Linked DNA regions of Homo sapiens: region 2 is linked to region 1. Evidence: chromatin loops called from intact Hi-C (ENCODE). Cell type or tissue: dorsolateral prefrontal cortex. All regions are shown on one strand. Each heading gives the region's core, and the rest is flanking DNA. Links, peaks and the distances in the headings are about the cores only. Region 1 overlaps PLPP3 (phospholipid phosphatase 3). Region 2 has its middle 60 kb from the start of LINC01767.

What was found. Hi-C counts contacts between places; a loop is a spot of excess contacts. Peaks named below come from ENCODE experiments on the same cell type or tissue, not always from the same donor. Only the 100,000 strongest peaks of a DNase experiment are listed, where the experiment ranks them.
Region 2: a loop joins it to region 1, with 2.8 times the contacts of the local background. A loop is called at or near these places in 4 of 110 quality-filtered maps.

What each region holds. Positions count from the first base shown.
Region 1 is chr1:56,564,430-56,566,929 of GRCh38, forward strand. The region is part of intron 1 of PLPP3 (phospholipid phosphatase 3); the gene reads right to left. Among named protein-coding and RNA genes, the nearest start is that of PLPP3, 14 kb to the right of the region's middle. In dorsolateral prefrontal cortex, for the core only: a CTCF peak has its summit at 960; no DNase peak of the experiment used is centred there; H3K27ac peaks cover 2,500 bases.
Region 2 is chr1:56,351,766-56,358,838 of GRCh38, forward strand. No RefSeq gene overlaps it. Among named protein-coding and RNA genes, the nearest start is that of LINC01767, 60 kb to the right of the region's middle. In dorsolateral prefrontal cortex, for the core only: no CTCF peak of the experiment used is centred there; no DNase peak of the experiment used is centred there.

The sequences.
Region 1 (2,500 bases), core at 1-2,500:
CAAGAAAGAATATATAAATTCAAACTCTCAGATGCAAACGTTATCATTTGGTAGAATTGTTCAGTAAAAGGGATTATTAATTAATAATAAATCCTTGGATTTCACAGCTAGGGCAAGCACAGCTGCAACAACAAATTTATGGCAAAATCATAAGTAAAGGTCCCTCAACTCCATTAATAGCCTTAGGAAAATTAAACCTAAAATCAAGACAGCTTATTATTCCCCTCGAATTGAAAGCCCTGTATTTTGAATGCTTTGACTCAAGAAGTATATTTTAATTTCCCAGCCAGTCCCTAGGAATTCTGCTTTCATATAACATCTATAGAGCTGACCTTTCAAAGCAATCAGTCACAAAGGTGAGTGCAGCCCAAAATCCCTCCTGCGGTGTCACTGGAGCTGCTACTCTCCAGACAGATTTAAATGACAAACCCAATAAACAAAAGATTCTCCAGTAAGTTGGTAACAACTTTGGAAATATTTTTAAAATCTCAGCTTGCTGGAAGTTCCTCTCTCTGATCATATGTGTGTGCACTTGCTTCCAAGGAAGACACTGTGCTTCTAATGAAAACATCCATTAAGGCTAAGATGACAGCAAGACAAATGTAACAATGAGAAATAATGGATTAAGCCATTCTTCTCTATAAACCTACTGAGGCCAAATTGACCCAAACAGCTACTTTGGGAGAGTGTCTAATGAAATCTGCTGTGTGGCTGAGACGCATTCTGCCACTTCCTGTCAGTGGTTGCTAACTTTACAACAATGTGGGTCATTTGTGGGGAAGAGGCTACTGGTAGAAGTTCCATGTACTGCATTTAATGAAGGAGCTGCATCCGCAGCCACTAACCAGAGAAGCTCAAAATCTTTCAATGTGACTTAAAGGTTACACCAAACCACAAGGACAGTAGCTCGAGCCTAAGGTACAAAAAGGGTCACAAACAGAGTGACCCATTACCACTGCCTGATGTGAATGATAAAAGGCCTAAAGTCCCTTCTTTTTTTTTTTTAAATGATACAGAGTCTCCCTCTGTTGCCCAGACTGGAGTGCAGTGGCACAGTCTCGGCTCACTGCAACCTCTGCCTCCCAGGCTCAAGCGATTCTCCTGCCTCAGCCTCCCGAGTAGCTGGGATTACAGGCACCCGCAACCGCACCCGGCTAATTTTTGTATTTTTATTAGAGACAGGGTTTCACCATGTTGGCCAGGTTGGTCTCGAACTCCTGACCTCAGGTGATCTGCCCGCCTCAGCCTCCCAAAGTGCTGGGATTACAGGTGTGAGCCACTGCGCCTGGCCTAAAGCCCCTCCTTTCTTTAGAAAGCCTTCTATAGGATCCAGGACCCAGTGGTCTTCCTTACCTCAAAATTTAGAGCTGATGGTCCATTCTAGGGTGTCCAGCCTTTTCAGCAACAAAAATCCCTCATAGTTAATTCTTGCCCCTCTATGACACATCTAGAAGACATCTGTACTTACCAAGTAAACTATATTTCACATCGTTTATTTTTGCTAATCCAAGCACAAAAAGTGTCTCATCTCATCATTAGCAGAAATAAACAAGACCAGAGTGAACTGACAGCAGTCATTCACATCACAAACACAGCATGCTGATACTTTGACTAGTCTAGGCAGAGGCTGATGCTGTGAGTTAGGCTTGACAAGTTAATCACTGGTGAAAGTTCAGTATGCCTAGATATTTCTGAAGTACTGAAAATAGCAGAGGATGCCCCATGATTGACCTAACAGACCTTCACAGGTCCAGAGAACCACTAGTCCAACTCATTTTGGACGACGCTTCAGGGGTTGCCAATGCGAAAGCCAGCATGGAGTAGTGGAGAAAAGCATGGGATTCAGAAACACGTGGAGAATATAGGCAGTAGGGCCTAGTAGTTAAGAATGACCTCACCAGGCAGACGTCTGACCCCACCTCTCAAACTCACTCACTGCACCACCTTTGGTAAGTTATTTTTAACCTCTCTTACCTCCGTTCTGTAAAATGGAGACAATAGTAACAAGTACTTTATAGGCTCATTGGGAGGATTAAATAAGAGAATGTATACACGCTGCTTAACCTGGTGAGAGGTACCTAGCTAGCACTCAATAAATGTCAGCAATCGTCATTATTTAGTCAAGCTTGAGTCCAAATTCCAGCCCCGATACATATCAGCTGTAAGAACTTGGGCAAATCATTTACCCTCTCTGAGCTGCAAAACCAGGTTTGAAACATTTCCCTTATTCTGTTATTAAAAAGGTTAAGTGAGATATCATGTGAAGCACCTAACAATAAATGGGGATCCCTTTTCCTCACCCTTTTGTAATATTTGAGGTTTAATTTTCACATACTTACAACTTGATTTTTTAGTGCATTTATAGATCAACTCATTATTCAGGATTTGTATTTGTGTCTTATATTCTTTAATATTTCTTGGCATCCAGCACATGAGTCTAAAAGATACATGGTAATTTTAGTTCCTAAGATGACAACTACACATACACAGCCATATATCC
Region 2 (7,073 bases), core at 1,907-4,406, 210 kb before region 1:
TCTCTCTGTGCTTCAACTTAGATTCTATTGCTATGTCTTCAAGTTCGTTTCAAGTTGACATCTTTTTTGTCTAATATTTAATCTGTTATTAATCATGTTCACTGAAATTAACATTTTAGATATTGGGATTTTTTTTCTAACTTTTAGAAATTTCATTTGGGTCTATTTTATATCTTCTCTTTCTCTCCTTAACTCCATGTTTGTCTTTTAATACCTGTACATAGATATAATTGCTTTTTTTTTCTCGAGACCAAGTCTCATTTTGTCACCCAGGCTGGAGTGCAGTGGTACGATCTTGGCTCACTGAAACTCTGCCTCCCAGGTTCAAGCAATTCTCATGCCTCAGCCTCCCAAGTAGCTGGGAACGCAGGTGACCGCCACCACACCCGGCTAATTTTTTGTATTTTCAGTAGAAATGGGAGTTTTGCCATGTTGGCCAAGCTGGTCTTGAACTCCTGACCTCAGGTGATCCGCCGGCCTCAGCCTCCCAAAGTGCTGAGATTACAGGCATGAGCCACCGTGCCTGGCCCTTATAATAGCTATTTTAATGTCCTTCTCTAATAGCTCATAATTGTCTCTGTTATTTCTGGGTCTGTTTCTACTAATGGATTAGTGTTCATTTGTTTGATTTTTTTTTCTACCAGCTGAAAGTCACATTTTCTTCTGTCTTGTTATGTCTTGTAAATATTTTACTAGATTCTAGACATTTTGACTATTATGTCAATGAGGTTCTGGAGTTTTCTGTTTTCCTTGAAAGAGTGTTGTGTTTTATTTTGACGAGTAGTTAAATTATTTGTGGATCAGTTTGATTCCTTAGAGACCTGTTTGTAAGATTTTCTGGTGCAGTTCCAGAACAGGCTTTATTACTGAGGTTGTTCAGCCTATGACTATGGTATGATTTCTCTGGGGTTTTCACTGAATGTCCCATATGATCACCAAGGCTTGCAATTTGACTGGTGGAAGCTTGAATGTTCCTCTGCCTTCTGTGACCTCTGGGAATTGTTCTGATTACAACTCCTGGTCATTCTTTGCCTGGCTTTGTGTCACCTCGCTCTATACAAATGTGACTTTTTACTCAGCAAAGACTTAAGGGGGACCCTATGCAGATTTCTGGGGATCTTTCTTTACCTAGATCCATTCTTTCTATAGCTCTGCCTTAGAAACTTTGAATATCTCAATTTCCTCATCTCTTATATGGTCCTCAAGTGGGGTCTCCAGGCTCCTTTCAGGTTCTCCCTAAGTTCACAGTTTAGAAGTTACCTGCAGGCAGAAAGCTGGAGCCGCTTTAGGGCTCACCTTATTTGTTAACTTCTTTTTAAGGATCATAGCCCTGCACTACCTATTGTCCAATGTTGGAAATCAATTCCTTCACCTAACTGATCCTGTTGTTTATTGTTTATGAGCAGGTTAAGTTCATGTCTTGTTACCTCATCAGGGTTGAAAGTGAAAACACTCTATCTACCCTGGTCTTTTACTCTCTGGCCCTCTTGCTCACATATTCCCGTCCCTCGCTTTCCTGACTCAAATCAGGTCCCTGATTCTGCAAACCACTTAAAAGTTTCCTTCCTACCCAAATTTCTAGTATCGTCAATGTAAGATGACCTTTGCTTAGGGCTATTTTTCTCCTTTGAGGAATATTAGGGCTATTTTTCTCCTTCGAGGAATATTCTATGTGATTTGTTTTTACTTTCTCACTTCCAATTCATGCTTTGATCTAATACAATTTGAATTTCATTAACACCACTCCATGATCACTGCTGACCCTGTGGACAGAAACCAATAACCTCCTCACTTTCAAATCCAGTGGAAGCATTTCTGCTCCATTTTATTTTGGTTTCTCTGCAACATTTGATGCTTCTGACTCCTTCCTCCTTCTCAAAATCCTCATTCCCTTGCACATAACATTGTGGTTAAGAGTACAGACTTTTAGTCAGAGACATTGTTCCAATCCAAGTTTGCCACTTATACAGATATAAGACCTTGGACTAATTACTTTCTTGTTTCTTATTTTCCTTGTATGTTAAGAGAACATAATAATATCTATGTCTTAGTATTGTCGAAAGATTAAGTGGAATATATTTATAATGTGCTTAGCCAAGTGTCTAGCACATAGAAGATGCTTCATCAATGATAGCCATGATGATTACCTTTCTACTAATTTCCAAGACATTCTTCCATCCTGGCTGTCTCTCTGGCCATTGGGTGAGTCCCCTTTAAAGGTTCCTTGTCCTCTGGTTACCATTTAAAATGTATTATGCCTGAGAGTTTAATCCTCCTTTATTTTGTTTTTCATCTGTTTGTTTTTACATTTTAGATTGTTACTTTAAAAAATAAAATAGTAACAAGTATTAAGTAGAAGCAAAATAACATTTATGAAATACACGTAGGATATAAAAGAAACATGTACAACTTGCACCCCTGTTCCTACCACCCTTTTGAAGAAATAGAATATTACATTCATCTTTGAAACCTCCTGTGTACTGCTGGGATCCTATCCCCAACCCTTTCCCAACAGAGACAACTGCTATCCTGATTTTTGTGCTTATCTGTTCCTCACTTATAAGTTTTACCACGTGTTTAGTTTTGCAAGCTTTTGAACTTTATATGAAAAGAATCATCATGGATATTCTCTTCTGCAACTTTATTTTTCCACTTAACATTATGTTCGTAAGGTTCATACATGTTGTTTCTGCAGCTCTGCCTTACAATTTTTTGTTGCTGGATTATTCCATTGTATGAATACTCCACATTTCTTTAGCTTTTCTATTGTTGATGAATATTTGGGTTGTTTCCAATTTTTTTTGTTGCTATAAACGTCTCTTCTATATCTTCTTTGAAATTTTCTAGGCTATATATCCAGAACTGGTATTGCTGGGTGAGAGCGTTTGCACATCTTTAATAGTTAATTGAAGATTGTTTTTCAAAATAGTTGTATCAATTTGTACTTCATCATCATTGCATAAATATTCCAATTATTGACATCCTTACCAGTACATGACACTGTCATACTTTTCTTATTGATTTTTTACTCTATCCACTCTCCCTTAGCTCCGTCTACCGCTTCTGAGCTGATGACCACCAAATGTTTATCTCAAGCTTATATCTTTCACCTGAGCTCCATATCCATGCATTCAACTGCCTATTTGATATCTGCTCCTGTTTGTCTTCAGGCAGAGCAAATGTAACATGTCTCAAACGAAGCATATCTTTTTCGGTGGATTGTACCATCTTTACCCCATCATCAAAATGAGGAATCAAGACATCATCCTGGACTGGCTTGGGCAATGAAACCTGTGTTAATAGGATAGATGTCATTACCAAGCAGAAGTTGTAAGACTCAGTGTGTGCTTCACCATGGCCTATACCCCCAGCCACAATGAATAGGGCTTTACATCTGGTGGAGCCTCTGTCAGCCTCAACTCCTGAGTGAAAACAACATGGAGCAGAACCCTGCTTGCACATAAGCAACATGTGGCATAAATAAAATAAAATGTTTGCTGTTTCAAGTCACTGGAAGTTTGAAGTTATTTGTAACTACAACATAACATAGACTATTCTAACAAATATACCCTTATTTCCATCTTCGTGGCTGCTGAACACATACGAGCAGCAGGGCAAAAGAATTTTCCAGTTCCCTTGGAGTCTACTGCTACTAGATTTGATTTTTTTTTTTTTTGCAACTTCCTGAATATACTCTTATGTTGGCATACAAATAATAGCCTTTGAATGCCCAACTTCAGAGTGTGCTGAGTTCTTTCCAAGTGGCATTAGTTGAGGTTTTGGCACTTTCTTTCAGAACACAGCTATCCTCTATCTGCATAAAAGTCAGCTGTTATCTTCTTTCCAAAGCCATCAAATCCCAAAATAGCATGAGTTGGAAGTAGGTTAATATCTTCCTGGCAAAGTCTAGTGTCAGGTTTCAAGGGCACCATTTAACATTCAGCTGACTGGGGGACATAACCTAGACTGTGTCTATAATTCTCAAAGACCTACAGAATTTTGCTTTTAAGGAACTAATCGAATTGAAGCCATATTATGACATTAACCAAGTAAAAGGAAATGAACATTGAGCACCTTCAAGTGCCAAGCATTTTGTGTATACCGTCTTGTTTAATCTTCAAAACCACCCTGTGTGTTAGATATTATTAGTCTAGCTGATAAGTCATTCCAAGAAAATAGATTCAAAGTGAGTGAGTGACTGGCCAAGGTCACAGTAAAGATTCTGGATATAAAGATATAAAGGTCAGAACGTAGGGCTTCTTGTAAGGTGTTCTTTTGAATTCAGCATGGACTCTTCATTGTGTCACTTCATTTAGTGTAAGATTTAAAAATAACACAAATGCGGCCAGATGAGTTGCCTGAGCCTTGACTCACCCGTCTAACAAACATTGCCTTTTACTTAGTCTGTGTGGATAGCAGTGCTAGAGAGAGAAAACACAGAAAAAGAAAAGATAGAATAAATAGAGGAACAAATCCCTGCCCTCAGGGGCTCATGATATACAGTGGTATACAAGGTTACACAGGCAGGCTAATTACAATGTGATGTGATAAATGCATCCATCCATTCATTTCCCAAACATGTACCAAGGGCTGAGGATGTGGAGACAGAATCACAGCGTCTGCCTTCAAGGAGCGCAGAGCTCCATGTCACAGGTGGAACAAGGGAAGTCTATTGAGTGGAAACATCAAGGAAAGCATGGCTGCTTCTCTCAGAGGAGTCAGCAAAAACTTCATACCTGGGATAATTCTGGAGATGGGTTTTGAAAGATAAGTTGATGACAACCAGAAAGAGAGCATTTCAGGACACTAGAGTGGCATAAGCAAAGGCCCGGAGGACGGGGTTGTGAATTCTGTCCTGGAGAGCAGGAAAAGCTTCCCAGAGGAAACTCCGGTGCACTGAGACTTGGAGGATGACTAGGAACAGATCTAGCTGACAAAGTGCAGAAAGGCACCATGAGAGCAGACAGAACAGCAGATGCCGAAGCATGCAGTCTTCTTCAGGGAAAGCGCAAGCAGTTGAACCTGCCTGTGGGGCAAGGTTCACGTGGGGAAGTGGTAGAAAAGGAAACAGGAGAGCAATGGCCAGAGGTGCACTACGAAGAATGTTGAATGGTTTGTAAGGAAAACTGATACACCTTGTGAACTCTAAATATCTGAAACAGGTCTCAGTCAATTTAGAAAGTTTATTTTGCCATTGTTAAGGACGAGCCCGTGACACAGCCTCAGAAGGTCCTGACAACACGTGCTCAAGGTGGTCGGGGTATAGCTTGCTTTTATACATTTTAGGGAGGCATAATACATCAATCAATACATGTAAGATTTATGTTGGTTCAATCCGGAAGTCAGGGGACAACTCGAGATAGCAATGATTACTTTAAATGATTGTCTTAGTCAGCTTGGGCTGCTATAACAAATACCATAGACTTCAAACCACGGAAATTTAATTCCCACAGTTCTGAGCCTGGAAGTTTGAGAGGGAGTGCCTACATGGTTGGGTTCTGGTGCGGGACTTCTTGCTTTATAGACAGCCACCCTCTCACTGTGTCCTCACATGGTGAGGAGTCAGAGACAAAGACAGAGAGAGTGAGAGAGAGAGTGAGTGCAAGCTCTGTGGCGTCTTTTCTTACAAGGACACTAATCCCATCACAGGGGATCCACCCTCTTGGCCTCATCCTACACACCTCCCATGGGCTCCACCTCCAAATACCATCTTATTAGGGATTATGGCTTCAATATAAATTATGGGGAGACACAAATATTTAGTGCATAGAAATTATCATTTAAAAAAGGCATTGTAAGAAGGAAACAACATGGCCACATTTGCAGTTTTAAAAAATCACCCTGGCAAATGTGTGGGATATCATGAGCAAAGCCCCCTCTTCCACACTGGCAGTCACTATTCATGCTGGCAGATTTGATCCAGCTTCTCCTTTGAGCTTCCTCAGCACCTCTGCTTCCCTCTCTCATCACACTTAGAACATGTTTGGTGATTACATGCTTGTATGCTGGTGTCTCACAAGAGTGAGTTTCCTGAGGACAGAGATTGTATTGATCTCTGTGTCCTCAGAATTGTCTGGTAGAAAGTGTGTATTAAAAAATATTTAAATGAATGTGAATCTATTACACGACCACACATCATAGCAGCTGGTCTCCACTTCACTTGGGAGAGATTTTCTCTTTTCATATTCCACATTCAAGTGCCTTATCACTGAAGCCTGACCTGGTCCCAGGCCTATGATGTCATGTTTCAAAAGTTCCTCCTTGGACCCTGGGTGGTATGCATGGTGTCCATGTCCCCCTCACTTCCCAGAACTATTCACATCCAGTTTCCAGTTTCTTTTTACTTGCCTTGAAATTGACGACAAATGAAATTTGCAAGCCCATCTAGGAAATGACCTCAGCACCCAAGTCATTTCCTGGGGCCGTTAATATTCTTAAATGTATGAAGAAGTTGAGGTGTTTTTTTATAAATTCCCAGGACCACTGGTAAACCATTTTCACCCCTATAAATGGATAAAAGATGATGTCACAGCACAGGAGAAGGTCTTGTTGCTTTAGCCCTCCCTTCTTGTTTAATGACTGCCTCAAATTTCTCTGACTTTGGCTCCCTTCTGGAGGCTGACATGCCAGATCACTGGGGCTTGTCTGAGACCTTTTGCCACTTGAGACGATGCATGTTCAGAGAGCTCATGGAAGGAGGGATTGATTTTTCAACATCATAGCATTAGGCTGCACATCCTCTGACACATCCCAGATGGATCCCTTAGCCATTCATTAGTTCAAGCAATATTGATAGAGTTCTTACAGTGGACAAGCCTGTGCTGGATTCTGCAGTCACAGAGGTGAGAGAGGAGGCAGAGTATTTCACTGGTTCCAAGTTAAAACAACCATGACTAAGACCTGCTTTATTCATATCAAAGAATTTTCAGGGTAGGTAAAGAATATGTATAACCACGTGGCTATGATACAATTAATATTGAGGGTAGCAAGAGCTTTAAGAAAAACAAAATATATAAACACACATACTTTATATTTATCATATATAAGCATATATTATATATATATATCTCATG